3 separate regions of the Mus musculus genome follow, and regions 1 and 3 are each linked to region 2. Evidence: chromatin loops called from intact Hi-C (ENCODE). Cell type or tissue: left cerebral cortex. All regions are shown on one strand.

The links. Peaks named below come from ENCODE experiments on the same cell type or tissue, not always from the same donor. Only the 100,000 strongest peaks of a DNase experiment are listed, where the experiment ranks them.
Region 1: a loop joins it to region 2, with 4 times the contacts of the local background. A loop is called at or near these places in 8 of 42 quality-filtered maps.
Region 3: a loop joins it to region 2, with 4 times the contacts of the local background. A loop is called at or near these places in 19 of 42 quality-filtered maps.

What each region holds. Positions count from the first base shown.
Region 1 is chr13:24,047,074-24,052,073 of GRCm38, reverse strand. The region is part of intron 30 of Carmil1 (capping protein regulator and myosin 1 linker 1); the gene reads left to right. Among named protein-coding and RNA genes, the nearest start is that of Scgn, 58 kb to the right of the region's middle. In left cerebral cortex, a CTCF peak has its summit at 2,452; DNase peaks (open chromatin) are centred at 1,934, 2,219, 2,551, 3,316 and 1 more place; H3K27ac peaks cover 2,270 bases.
Region 2 is chr13:24,278,991-24,283,990 of GRCm38, reverse strand. Carmil1 (capping protein regulator and myosin 1 linker 1) reads left to right here and starts at 3,201. Exons shown (of 38, transcript NM_026825.3): 1 at 3,201-3,430. The coding sequence starts at 3,391. In left cerebral cortex, a CTCF peak has its summit at 2,615 (motif pointing right); DNase peaks (open chromatin) are centred at 2,892, 3,410, 3,803, 4,322 and 1 more place; H3K4me3 peaks cover 2,578 bases; H3K27ac peaks cover 1,934 bases.
Region 3 is chr13:24,024,575-24,029,574 of GRCm38, reverse strand. It overlaps Carmil1 (capping protein regulator and myosin 1 linker 1), which reads left to right. Exons shown (of 38, transcript NM_026825.3): 35 at 3,640-3,721. Among named protein-coding and RNA genes, the nearest start is that of Scgn, 36 kb to the right of the region's middle. In left cerebral cortex, a CTCF peak has its summit at 1,902 (motif pointing left); a DNase peak (open chromatin) is centred at 1,883.

The DNA.
Region 1 (5,000 bases), 230 kb after region 2:
TTCAGTGCCAAATGCTCATCATATTCCCAGCTCCCATGAGCCAGCTGGTGACAGGCCAGCATCTTTTATCTAAAGGTATGCACTGGAACACAAACTCAGTGGGGAGCTTATTTAATTTACCTCCATTCTGTCCCTTCTCCAAGAGGAACCAACAAGCAGTAGGTATTCTGTAATCTTTGTGAAATCTTAAATAAGCTTAAGCATTACAGATAGCATAGTGGCCACCTTCAGCCACTGTGACCAGCTATCTTTCTCTCCTTCCTCTTCCCATGGGCACCATCACAGTGTGAAGGGACAGTTGTTTTCAATGTTTATGCATACATCTGTTCATGAGCAGCTAGCTCATGGTGTGGACCTTAGAATGGACATAGCTGGCACACCAATGTGTATCTTCCTGAAACTCTTTGGTGAACATTGTTTGCCAATTTCATCATGCCGCTCGTTTTATGTGGTTTTCTATTTTTAGCTGCCATTCCTCCTTGCATCTATAAACCAGTGTTTCCTGTCTGTTTCATTTATTCATTCCCCAACAGTGGGTTTTTTAGATCATTCCAGATATTTCTCAGTGAAAAACAGAACAAAACAAAACAAAACAACTTTTTACTTAATCTTTCCCAACCCTAGTCTTCCCTTTGGAAAGAAAAGGAGGAAATGGTTATATTCACACATAGGGCCATCCACTGAAGCCAGTGAGGCCAGCTTGGTGCAGCATGGCCGGTGGGTGCTGTAGTAAACATTTCATAATCTGTATCTTATTTAATCCTCACAATCGTTTATTTTAAACTGGAAAACCAGCCTGATTCCTCAGATTCCATAACTAAGCCAATGGGAGATCCAGAGCTTGAGCCCATTTCTTGGATGCCTCTTTCTGCTTGCAACTCCTTCCTGACTTAGTGTAGAGATGGTAACATCAGGGCAGCCTAAATGAGTTTCAAAGACATAGAGATATAAGAGTGAGTGTTCTTCACCTTGTCTAGATGTTGAGTTGTTGATTGCTGGGGTTCCCTTCTTCATTCGGACTGTCACTTTAGGAAATGAACCAATGAAAAGACTATTCAGTGTTACTTGTTATCATCATTGAGTGTGTAGCTGGGGCAGAGGACTTGTCTTGATGAATTAACCTTTCAGAAAGGGAAAGCCCAAGATGATCTCTGAGACTCACTCCTTATACCAAGAGCTATAATCCCACTTCTGTGGATGCTCTGGGGGCTTATGTGTTAACACAGGCATGGCAATTGAAGATTTGAAAGTATATTTTTTATTCTTTCTCCTTAGCAAAGATTTTGTGTGTGTGTGTGTGTGTGCTCACTTGATAAGTCATAAAATAAACCATGTTTGAAGAAAAATGCTTAGTGAGTATAAAATTAGAATTCTGAGGGTGAGGCTTTCTCCCAGCCTTGCCAGCGAAAGCCTGTGTGTGTGTGTGTGTGTGTGTGTGTGTGTGTGTGTGTGTGTGTGTGTGTGTGTGTGCGTGCGCCCATGATGGCAGGGGTGGTCATGAGGAATGGCTGTTCCTTTCAGCCTCCCTTTCCTCTGCAGCGATGCACGCTGTTTACACAAGCAGCCTGAGGAGCTCTGTAGTTTCATTTCATTTTATGTTGAGCATAAAATACAGAACTAAGAAAAAGGCAGCCTCAGAGAGGCAGAGCAAGGAGACTTCCACACAGCATGCCTTCTGGAAACCTCAGAAGGATCCTCTGTCACCTCATGCTATTGTCAAACACTTTGATGACTCAAGTACAACTTTTAAAATCAATTAAAAATAATGAGATATGTTAAAAGCTGTCAATGATGACCAATGAATGAAGAGTTAATGGATGTAAAATGGTAATTCCCACCAGAAAATATTTAGCTGCACTTTGACTGGTCGACTGGGTAAGATTCCAGCATCAGATCTGTAAGCAGCTTTGATAACTGAGGGAGTGAGAGAATTACAAGTGTTTATCTCCCGAAAGGCAGCAAGAGCAAAGAGGGATATAAATGGGCTTTTAGGAGACATCCATGTTTATCCAAAGATAGCCAGTCCTCACACTGTTGCAAGGGCACAAGGAGAGACCTGTGCGGGGGTTTTCTAACAACTGTCCAGTAGTCTGCCCACGGAGCGCCCTGGCAGGTGACGATGTCGCTGTGCATTTGGAGGCATACTTAGAAAAAGAGCTCAAATCTGTATGGAAGAACATTGCAGCTCTCAAGCTGTAACTGTGCTATTGCTTATTAGAAGCTAGACTGGATGCTTTGTGCAGTTAACTTGGCACCACTCTCACCCTGTCCCTTTGCTGCAATGGCTTTCTATGTATTTTAGCTTTTTCTACTTTGTTTGTAAATGCTCTCCCTCCCTCCCTTTCCCTTGTGACGCTGTTGCTTTGTCTCTCTTCCATTCATATTTTTTTCCCTTTCCTTTTGCTGCATGGAGACTCTCTGCTGTACAAGTGTAAGTATCCTCCAGTGGCACTGCAATCCCTGGCCCTGCTGGTTGGCATTGTCATGCTCCATTTGCTTCTGCACGGCCTGGCTGTTCTCCCGGGAGATGTTGTCATCCCATCAGCAGATCCTGAATGAAATAGGCAACAATTTAGATACAGGATTGGGGTTGACCAGATGGTTCAGTCTTAAATAAACCAAGGGGTGAATTGAAAATCTCCCCAGCTGGATGCCTGAGAGTAAGGGAACTTGGATGAGGAGGGTGCCACATTTTGGGGGGAGAGAGGCAGTTCTTAAGACTCAAGGGCAAAATGCCCAAGTATTTGTCATTCTTGTCATATCGCTTGTTGCAGGCCCAGAACTATAGAAAATTGGCATTGTGATTCGTTCCTCATGTTGGACTTTCCTGATCTGTTTCTCAACTGGAATTAATTTAGTGGGGGAAGGAAGGTCCTTTTTTTGCCTAGAGGAAGAAGAAAATAATTTTGGGTTTTGAGCTTGAAATTAAAGCATTATAGACTAATTTTTTGTGCAAATTTGGTGCAAAAAAAGTGCTTTTAATAAGGAAACTATCTTATCCTATCTTCATGGTGATTCAAGCAATTTTATTCTCATTTTTAAAAACTAGCATGCTTAGGGATCTCCTGTTAGAAGTGGGTCTGAGAGGGGGAAACGGCTGTGAACCAAGATCTAGCATTACTTTGTAAATTGCGGTTATAGAATTTACAGTGGACAAATCTTTGTTGAGCTGCAAGCAGAATAGTTTTACACTCATTATAAAAATTAGATCCAGTGAGTAAGATTTCCAAGTAACGTTGATAACCGCGCTGCTTTTGGTCTCTTCAGAAACAGCCCTGGAGTGCTGTTCACACTTATAGCACGGGACAGGTTTATTGGCACTTTATGGTGTCAAGATGGGAGAGTCTATATTTAGGGCTTCCTTCTAAAATTGCATTTTAAAATGAAGATTTAACATATTTTTCCTTTTCTTACTCATAAGATGCATTTTTAAAAGTTGGCTGTCTTAGCTTAAAGCTAGCCCTGCTCCTTCTGCTTCGGCTGCCCGTGCCCTTCATCTGATGAGCAGTTTATGATTTCCTTGACTCTGAAAGTTGCTTAGCCATTGACAAGTGCCCAAAGATAGCAGATGAGAACTATCCACTATCTGAAGGAATTAACCCTTTCATTTTGGTACAAAAGGAGAAAAGCACTCAGAGTTCTGAGAGGGGCCACTGCAGTCAGTCCTCCCGGGATACAGTTTATCAGCCTAATGGACAGGAGGAGGAGGAGGAGCAGTGGAAACAAATAAATGGATGGCTAGAGAAGCAAGTGAGACTGGGCAAGTGTGTATTTATGGAAAAAAATTAAGAAAGAAAGCAAGGAAAAGGCCCAGCATGTAAGAGATGAGGTTGAGAGAAAGAGATGAAGCCCCTAGCACTTGGAGAGTCTTTCGTTGTTTTGAGACAGGGTCTTGTCTGTAACCCTGGCTTCAAACTTGCAGCAGTCCTCCTGCTTCAGCCCCTACTCAGCGCTTGGTTGCATTCTTGGCGACAGGTATAGAAACCAGCTGAGCTGCTGTTTCTCCCTTTAGCCAAGAACCACCAGCCCTTTCTAAGTATGGCAAAACTTGAGAACTAACAGAAATAGTAAGATCAACAAAGGACTTTTAAAGAAAATATAATTAGCAATTCTCAGCTCTTAGAAAGGTCATTCGTGTGTGCAGTGGTGGTGGCTTTCCTCTTAATCCCCGTACTCAAGAGGTAGAGGCAGGTGGATCTCTATGAGTTTGAGCCCAGCCTGGTCTACAGAGCTAGTTTTAGGATACACAAAGAAACCCTGTCCCAAAAAAACCAAACCAAACCAAACCAAACGACTCCTCCCACAAAAGTTACACAATGAAGTGTACTAGACAAGAGTTTTCTCCTGACATTTGAACTTTATACCAGGCTTTGAAATATTGGAAAACACAACCCTAATAAGAAAAGTAATTTCATTCTGATCCATGTTAGCCATGGTGACTTTTATGTTTTAATGTGTCTCCAGAATTAGGCTAAGCTAAACGACTTATTATAGACAGGTCACTGTAGAAGTGTGGTCCTGGTTCTTCCTTCCAGCCCTGTGCTCTCAGGAGGAAGACTTGGACTCAGAATAGATTCACTAATACATTGCTCACATAGCTAGGCTCTTCTCTGACTGGATCATAACTTTTTACAACCCATTTACTCTAATCTACATTCTGCCATGTGGCTGCTTACCTATGCTCAAGTACCATCTTGCCACACCTTCTAGGGTGAATCTCCCATGCCTGGTGCTATCCCAGAATTCTTTTTGCCTCTGGAATGTTCCACCTTCTATTCTACCCTTTCCCCATAGGATTTTATAATTGACAGGTGTTGCATCCATACAATACACAAGATATTCTCTTTATAGGTCACCAAGTTTGCAAATGAGTTTCATTTCATAGATATTATCTATCCTTTATCTGTATATGAAATTATGTATAATTTTCATATATGAACCCTTTTCATATATTAAAGCTAGTATATGGATATAAAATGTTACAATTTTGACACAGTTTA
Region 2 (5,000 bases):
AGGGTGGGGGAGTGACTTATCAGTTAGGAACACTAGATAGATACTCTTATATAGTACTATAGTTCATAGACTACATCTACATGAAGGCTTACAACCCTCCAGAAATCCAGCACCAGCGGCTGGGTGTCTTACACCTTCTTGTGGCCTCTTCAGGCATTGCATACAACTGGTGCACTAACACACACACACACACACACACACACACACACACAGACACACACACAGAGACACACACACATACACAGAAAATAAAGCTTAAAAAGAAATCTTAAAAAAATTATTAAACACAAAAATTGAGTGCTGGAATGCAGGGTTGGCACTCAACCTTCCAGTCCCCTTGTACCTCTCAGGCCAAAGAGACAACGATCTTTGTTCTTATATTCACAAGTTCCCTACTGTGTGGAGCCTTCAGGGCTATTTTTGAAACTTCACTAGTATGTCCCTGAAAAGAGCCTGTTAAGCCACAGGTATTTGAAAGGCTGTTTGGAGTGGTAATTTCCACCTTCTTCAGGTAGGATATATTGAGGGAATATGTAATTTAAACAAATTGCCAATGTTATTAACTGAGTTAAAGGTCTGAGGTAGAAAGCTCACGCTCACTGGTGTTTATTGGACATCTGCCTTATCCAGGTCATTGAGGCAGAGGCTCCTCCGGCAGTGTGCAAGAGGCCCTGGGTTCAATCTCCAACAGCACACAGATGTTTTCTACATTTCCTGCCTTCAAAGTGCCTACTGTTTAGTTAGGAAACCACCAACTCTCCCTTCCCCTACCCCAATCCAGGATTCAAGGGTTAAATGGTAAAACTGGACAAAGACACAAGAATAAAGGGAGGCCCTCGTATGTTTGAGCTTTTAAGTGTGTTGTGTTTCAGTCTTAGGAATCTCAGAGATCTGAAAAGCCCTGAAGAAATTTTATGAAGAAGGTACACAAATGATAGGTTTGTAAACAGTAAGAAGCAGATACCTGAAGAGAGTCTTGGAGAGAGTAGAGTCTGGGGGACTGGGAGAAGGCTCAACTGGTAAAGGCCGTTGTCAGAAAGCCGAGTTTGATCTCTGGGATGAACCCACAGAGGGATCAAACTGAATCCACAAGTTGTCCTGTGACCCCCACAAACCCCCAACTGGCCCATTATGTGCACATACAGTAATAGTACATTTAAAAGAATGGAGTCTCGCTGTCTGATTCAGGGATGGAGTGGGGTGAACCAGGTGGGAAGGGGAAGCCATCATCAGATTATCTGCTGTAGAAGGTATGGTTCCAGCACTACAAGCACCGTTTTCATTAGAATACTTGTAAGAAATCTCTTGACTGTTGAAGGAAGGGATGGGGGAGCCAATAGTACCTTACGTGAGATTCCAGCTGCTCTCTTCTACACTCGGAGCCAGTGGTATGTGATTTGGCCCTAACTGCCTGTGGCTGTGTATATAAAATGTGGACTCCCAGTTAAAAGTGGGGCTCCATTTGTAGAGCTGTGAGGAAATCTTCATCCATGTAAGGGTACATGACTGCTTTAGGGTCACCCACACTCCAGTAAGTAACCCCTCACCCGTGTTCTGTGTAAGTCCAGTAACCACATTGGTTCTCCAAGATGGACTTTGATGAAACGGAACTCTGTGGTTGGAGCCCTGCAAGGAGGGTGTCTGTTTACAGTCTTCCCAAGGAAAGAGCTCAACCAGCAGTACTCTAGAGGAAACTAAACATTGTTCTTAGAAAAGCAAGGTCCATAGCAGTCTTCAAAACCAGACTACCAACTCAGCCTAATAGCACATGCCAGGATCCTGGCACCTGGAGGCCGAGGCAGGAGAACTGTGGCCTAGCCTACCAGTGAGACACTTAAAAAAAAAAAAAAAAAAAAAAGGAAAAAAAAAATCAAACCACCAATAGTAGACTTAACAGTCAGATGTTTCCCTGTGACACCGGCACTCTGAAAGGCAGAGGGAGACAGATCTTTGCTTTGTAGACATGACAAGCTTGGTCTAGTTAGCAAGTTCCAGGCCAACCTGGGTTACATATTGAGACCCTGTCTCAAAAACTAACCCACCCACCCATCCACCAACCAATACAACTACAATAACAGAACCTAAGCTGCCAGAGGCCAGTGTTTCCCCCTCTTTTCCCCTCTCCCTCTTTTCAACCCTTTAAAGCAGGAACCTGATTGGTCAGTCAGGGACATTCTCTTTGGGTGATGGAAGTGCACATAAGTACTCCAGAACCTGAGATCTTTCCTCTGGGAAGGTTGGATGGGTTGGGTAAAATTGAATCAGATTTAGCAGCAGGAATATTCCAGCTTTTGGCAACCATGTCTGGTCCTCCGATTTGCCCCAAGCTTAAGGAGACTGGGTCGCCATTAAAAGGCATTTTCCAAAGGGGCCCCTGTCTTGCCATCTTACGGTTGTCTATTGATTGCATGTAGCTCTTAATCAACATAGATGGGGAATTAACAATGAGGGTGCGAAGACACAAGGCTCAGCGGGGCCCGAGATCCAGAAGTGCACGAAAGGATCTCAGAAAGCACTAGCTTCCGCGCTGGGGGCTCTGCAGCTCTGAGCCTCAGGGTCCATTGGCCTGCCTGGATTTGGGGGATAAACCCTCGCGCAGCCCGGGCCCTCCACGCTGGCAGCCAGCAGATGGCTCTCGGGCTCTCTCAACTGCACGGTCTATCCCTCTCCAGACGCAAGCGTCTGCTGCACCGAAGCGAGGCTGCGAGGAGGGGCGCCGAGCCCGGCGCCGCCGCAGCAGTCAAGGCAGCAGCCACCGCAGCCAAGCACCGCGTCGGTCCCCGGGCTGTGCCCCGCGCCGGGCACCGTGCGCCCAGGCCCGGAGGCCGGCCGGGGACCCGTGCGGAGGCCGCTCTCGCGAGGCGGGGAGGAGACGCAGGGGGACCAGGAGGAGGAGCAGGAGAGGGTGAAGGAGAGGAGGAGGAGCGGGAGAAGGGGAAGGAGGAGAGCAGAGCCGGCCCGCCCCTGCCCAGCCCAGCCCGCAGGAGGCCGAGACCAGCCAGGCGGCCCAACCCTCGCCTTCCGCTTCACCTACGCCCAAGGTGCGGCGCAGAGGCCGGGCTGCGCGGCGCCCGCCCGGGAAGAAGCCGGTGTTGCAGCCGCCTTGCGTTCGGCCCCTGAAGCAGCGAGCCGAGAGGGAGGCATGTAGCGACGGCCGCAGAGCCAGCTCGGATTTTCAACTCTTAGGATTTTTTTTTTTTTTTTTTTTTTTTTTTTTTGGTACTGCGGGCGCGCGGCAACCTTGGATCAACGCCCCGCTGCTCCGGCCGGCCCACTCTTTCCTTGCAAGCTGCGGCTTCCTCGCGGAAACATTAAAGGGTCTGAAGAAGGGCGCGGGGCCGAGAGTCAGAGAGTGGGACCCGGGATCTCCCCGCGCCCAGTGGGGCAACCATGACCGACGAGAGCTCCGATGTCCCCCGGGAGTTAATGGGTAAGCTTGGCGCGGGGGCCGACTGGCCATCTTTCTCTGCGCACACCTCCTTTCCGCCTCCCTTCCCATCTCCGTCCTCTCGCAGTCTCCGCGCTCTCCTGCGCAAGTGGCGTGGGGCAGGGTCGCCGGGGGAGGGGGCGGGGTGGGGGGAGAGGCTAGAAGTTTGCTGGCCCGATGGCCGCAGGAACTGGGTGCAGAGAGAGAAGAAGGAGTGGAGAGGAATCTGGAGCCCTGGGGGACTCCACGCAGATCTCCCTGCTCAGCCCCACCAGGTGAGTCAGGTTGGCGGAAGATGGAGCTGGAGGGGCGTCCCTTCCAGTGGCCAACTCCCTGGTCCCAAACTCTGGAAAGTCTGGTAAAGCCTAGCAAGGAGGATGCCTGGCGACTGTAGGTTCCCTCGGGCTCATGTCAGGCACCCTCCAGGAAATTCCCGTTTGGGGCTGCCCCTCTTACTGACGGCCTCAGGGATGGAGGCGCCCGTCCAGCGTCAGGACCCAGCCTGACAAGGCGTGGCTTTGAGGATTGAGTTGGAAGCTAGAGGGTTACCCGGCCGATGCCTTCTCAGTCCAGGAAATGGAGGGTTAATGATAAACGCCTCATTTTAATAATGATTAACCTGCCGACCACCTTCAGTCTCTTTGGGAACACGTGTGTTACCCTGTGCCAGGTGACTGGTTTGCTTGAGGCCCTTATTGGGGGAGGGGGTGTCTTCTTTTGGAGCAGAGGGCAGAGAGAGCATTGCTTGGAATTTAAGTCCTGGAGCTTAGCTTTATCTGGAAAGGTTAAATGGCAGAAGACAAATGGGCTAGGAGCGCTGGAAACCAGCGCTTATGCTCGTGTGGAGTGCGTTGACTTGCACTAAGGTGAATATGACTTTATGGACGTACTTTGAGCTCCAGTGACTGGTATTCCCTGAGGAATACTGGGCACACACTTGATGTTCCCTGGATTCCCTGGGCGCTGACAAGGAGGGAACGTTCTCACCGATTCACCATAGTCTGGAATTTGCCCCTCTGCTGTCCACCCAGCATTGATACTTGAGAGGGCATGGTGTGCCCCCGCAAAGCTGCTCACTCTGCAGGTAAAACTTGGCGGGAAGAAGCTGTTGCCCGTTTTGTATGGAACTCTGCCTTTGTTGAACTGAAAACATGCCAACACACACACACACACACACACACACACACACGAAGTAAGGTATTTGTGCACACCCCCTACTTTGTCTCCTCAATTTCGAGACTCTTTCTGAGACATTATCGAGTGGCCCATCCGGTTCTGGGTGTTTCCAACACCCTGCCTGAACACGAAACTAACGCTGGAGGCTCCAAAGATGCCTCCAAGGGTGGCAGATTTCTAGAAAATCATGTAGCATTGTCCTGGGACCTGAAGTTTAGGTGATTTGGACTCCAGATAAAGTGTAAACGGTGAAATAAAAAGATGCTGCTGTTTATCAGCGGTTCTCAGTACTTAAGTATGTTTAAAAGGTGAATTTGACCCCTCTTTTGAAAGGAACTTTTGTGTTGAGTCAGTATTGTATATTGGTGATTTTGGAAGGATGGTGGCTCGAAGGACC
Region 3 (5,000 bases), 250 kb after region 2:
TTTAGGTCTAGTATGGTTTTGTTCATTTCCATCACCTGTTTGTATGTTTTTTCCTCTTTTTCTGTAAGGACTTCTACCTGTTTGATTGTGTTTTCCTGTTTTTCTTTAAGGACTTGTAACTCTTTAGCAGTGTTCTCCTGTATTTCTTTAAGTGATTTATTAAAGTCCTTCTTGATGTCCTCTACCATCATCATGAGATATGCTTTTAAATCTAGGTCTAGGTTCTCAGGTGTGTTGGGGTTCCCTGGACTGGGCGAAGTGGGTGTGCTGGGTTCTGGTGATGGTGAGTGGTCTTGGTTCCTGTTAGTAAGATTCCTCCGTTTACCTTTCGCCATCTGGTAATCTCTGGAGTTAGTAGTTATAGTTGACTCTGTTTAGAGATTGTTCTTCTGGTGATTCTGTTACCGTCTATCAGCAGACCTGGGAGACAGATTCTCTCCTCTGAGTTTCAGTGCTCAGAGCACTCTCTGCTGGCAAGCTCTCTTACAGGGAAGGTGCGCAGATATCTTGTATTTGGACCTCCTCCTGGCCGAAGAAGAAGGCCCAAAACAGGACCTTTCTCAGACACTGTGTTGCTTTGGCAGTTCCCAGGTGGTACAGACTCTCACCTAAGCAGACTAAATTCCTAAGTTCCTTGGAGTCCCGGGACCAAGATGGCGACCGCTGCTGCTGTGGCTTAGGTTGCCTCCCCAGCCGGGCGGGCACCTGTCCTCTGGTCCGGAAGGTGGCCGGCTGTCCCCGGCCCACACAGGGTGCTGCCTCAGCGCCTCTGTGCTTCTGCCTGTTCCAGAAGCTGTCAGGTTCTCTGGCGCACCCTCTCACCTGTTCAGACTAATTTCCTAAGTTCGGCGGGTCCCGGACCAAGATGGCGACCGCTGCTGCTGTGGCTTAGGCCGCCTCCCCAGCCGGGTGGGCACCTGTCCTCTGGTCCGGAAGGTGGCCGGCTGTCCCCGGCCCACGCAGGGTGCTGCCTCAGCGCCTCTGTGCTTCCGCCTGTTCCAGAAGCTGTCAGGTTCTCTGGCGCACCCTCTCACCTGTTCAGACTAATTTCCTAAGTTCGGCGGGTCCCGGACCAAGATGGCGACCGCTGCTGCTGTGGCTTAGGTCGCCTCCCCAGCCGGGCGGGCACCTGTCCTCCGGTCCGGAAGGTGGCCGGCTGTCCCCGGCCCACGCAGGGTGCTGCCTCAGCGCCTCTGTGCTTCCGCCTGTTCCAGAGGCTGTCAGGTTCTCTGGCGCCTCTTCTATAGCTTCTTAAAGGGATGTATCCTTGTAGTGATTATTAAGATAGTGTGCCCAGGTTGTAGGCACTGTCCTGAGCTCTAGGAAAGGTTCCCCAGAGAAAGGGAAACTGTACATCTGTTGTGCTCAGGGCATTGAAAGGAAATGGTTCTCCCCAGTGGGCCTTGGCTTGGAGGAAGTAAAAGGTGGCCTACACAGCAGACAGGGCTCTCGTATTATCTCTTCACATCTGCTGTTTATTAAACTCTGCATCCCATAAGCTTTGCAGCTGTTCTCCATAGTTCTACCCAACAATTTCCCAGCTACAGCTACCTCCCTTACTCTGCCCCTCAGACCCTTGCTATAGCCCAAAGTTGGGAGAGCCTGCATAACTGTCTTCTGCCGGTGCCTATTGACCTTCACTATGCAGGGTGCTGAAAAATACTTCAGATGCCAGATGCCTAAATACTTTATAAATTTATAGCAGCAAATGCTGTATTTTCCTAATGAAGTATTTATCACTGTGTCCTGTGATGAACAGCTAATTGGTGAAAAGTCAGGAATTCTAGAGTGGTTTCCCATGTATTAGGGACTGATACACGAATTGGCTCAGAGTAACAGAATCCTTCTGGTTTTGTAGTTACATTTGTGGTCCAGGTTTATGTCAATGTTCTCATAGTGCCACCTAGTGTTCCTTTAAACAGGATTTGTTTAAAAAGTCATGGTTATTCAATCAGAATAATCAAAGCCTTTCAAAATTCAGTGTTAGAATGCTTCCTGAAAGCATTGAGTTATATATTTAAAAACCCTCTGAGTTATTTATAAAGGTAATAACACGAGCATCAGTGGTTGAGATACAGTTGGCTCTGCCATTTTAAGAGGAGAAATGGGAAGCCCCACATAGATAGGACTCCATGGCTTGTCACACTCTGCCCTGCAAACACCTGCACAGAGGACTGGTATGGGGTCCTCTTTTCTCAGGGTCACTGTTTCATAGTGATGCTTTTTGTCACAGTGGTACTGTGATCTGCTCAGAACCGGGGGCTGAGAGATCATTGCACCCCTCTGCTACCTCCTAGCAATGAACAGCATGAAAACCCATGTGTCATGGGGAATTAATCTCCTACACTATGGACACTATATTGAATGTAGGAGTGGGTGGCAGACTCTTGCTTTTTAAGGAATGGTCATCAGCCTGCAGGTCAGAGGACCTACCTACCACTTTACCTGCTCACCTCATTTCTGTATTTTAATTTTTTTTTTAATTGAGACTGAATCTCACACTGTAGCTCAGGCTGACTCCCACCTCACTGTGTAGCCCAGGTTGGCCTTGAACTTGGCTTCAAGGTTCCTGTTTTAGCCTTCCCACTGGTGAAACTCTAGGCAGGAACCAGCACACCACGTTTTGGGTTGCTGCATGAGAGATTGCGCAGGTCATCCTCATCTATAGAATTTTTGGATGTTATGCAAATGCTGGACTTTTGGTTCCACCTCTTGTATTTCAGGCTCTTGCTCTAACATGGCCTTCTGCACTATGAGGGAGAAAGCTGCATTTTCTTGTCCAGTTTCAGCTCCTACCCTAAGTCCCTCCTAGGCCATCACAAACTCCTCTCCCCAGCAGGCCCTAAAAATCCCACTGGGAGCTGAGGGTGTAGCTAGGTGTTGTGTAAGGGCCTGGGTTTCATTCCTAGCACTAGAGCCCTGTTGTCTGCATTTTTCTCCTGATGGCAAGTCTATGTCCTATGGTTCTGTATCAATGGCAAGAGTGACCTAGCATACTGGAAGGCCCTTAAGCCTGCATGGTACACCAAGGATGGACAAGCTTTGATTGCTTTTAAATCTTATGTATTTCATGTGTGTATGTTTGTATGTGGTGTGTATGTGCCACAGTGCATGTGGAGAAGTTAGAGGCAAACTTGCAGGAGTCAGTCTTCCCACCACCTTAACATGGGTCTTTAGCTCGGCAGAAAATGCCTTTACCTGCTGAGCTGTCTCTCTGACATCTCTGTTGCTTTTGAAAGGAGATTTTCTAGAAGCTTATGACTAAAACCCCAGCATTTGAGAAGCTAAGATAGAAGGATCATGAGTTGGAGACCAGCCTGGACTACATATAGTGAACTCTAGAGTAGCCTAGGCTACAAAGTGCAATCCAATCTCAAAACAATACAAAAGCAAGCACAAACATACAAAAAAAGTAGATTTCTTAGACGGCAAACCTGGAATCCTTTACCTTTCTAGAGTGTGACCCCTCATGTGGATCTTGTGGGTGCTGCAAGCCTTCGTGGTCTTCAATGATAGTTCCTTCCGTAGTGACTGAGTGCAGGAGCCATTATCTGTCATTATTCATTATCTGCTATATTGTTTCTTTTCCTTTATATTTCAAATGTACTCTTGGGGGGGGGGGGTATCTTGAATTTTTAGAAGCTCGGCAATGATGTCATCTCCCAGGATCCTTCCAGCCCAGTCTCGTGCAACACAGAGCGTTTAGAAGGAGGGGCGACAGGTAAGTGGAGGTACTGATGCACCCTGAGGAAAACCATTCACCTTCTGAGTTGGGGACTCACCTGTAACTGGAAGAATACAAATGGAAAAGCGTTCTCCCCCCCAACCTAAAACACTGGTCCCTTCCCATCCCAGCTCCTCCCAACTCCTCCCGAGGTTTAGTTACTCCTGTCTCTGTAGCCATCATTTTAGTGAACTTTTTTTTTTTTCTGATTTCTCAGATGTAGGAAATTCAGGTTAACTAACACACACACACACACACACACACACACACACACACACACACACACACACATCCCTACCTTTTCTTTTTGACAAATTCCTAAATTGTGGGCATTCTGGGTATGATGTTTTGAACAGTAAGCTATGAAGTATCAAAGGAGGGCAGTTTTTTCTTTGATTGATTGATAATTGATTGATTGATTGATTGATTGATTGCCGGGAGGAAGTACTCTTCTCCTGTAACTCAGGTGTGAATAGAATCCCCCAGGCTTTGTTTCCTGAGGTTTTAGGTGTAATAGAGAAGCTTCATTGGAAGGAAACTAGGGGTGATTTGTAAGTCCTCTTAGAATGCTCACCAGTTTTGCCAGCTGCATGTTAACTGAAGACAGCATCATTCGTATCAATAGGGACAGATGGGATGACATTGCAGGAACTGCTTTCTCCATTATGCCTGCGATCAGGGCATAGCCCTCAGCACAGCCTTCTTCCTTCAACTTGTAGCCAGATCCCTAACGGGTTGATCACTGCCCAGAACCGAGGCATTTCCTGTTGGTGTGCCTGTCCCACCTGTCAGATCTCAGAAAGACCCAAAAGGCTTCAAACTTCTGAAGAAATTATTTTTACTTGCAAATGTCACTTTTAAAAAAATGACATCTTACTGCAAGCATCTCTCAGCTCTTGTCTTCTAGAAGGAAAGAATTCAGTGGAGAGACACCAACTATTACAGCCGTTTATTTAGCAAAGCAAGCACTTCACAGAGAAATTGAAGTGGGTGGTCCCAGAGTGGGCAGTAAGCCAAGCAGACTCCACAAACAGGAAGGAGGACTTAGTCCATTTGTAAGAGTCCTTTCCCCCCCAGCTCTGGTCTCTGGACCAGCGAGACCCTTTTGAGATGTGCTATCAAGTCATCATGTTTCCGTGAAGAAAATCAGCCTTTCACTAGCGTTTGACTCTAAAAACCCACTGTTATGGATGCTTTTGTTCTGAAGATCTATGATGAAAGATGGTAACCATAGTCTATCCAGAGCTGTATTCAAATGATTGGTTTCTGTGACTCT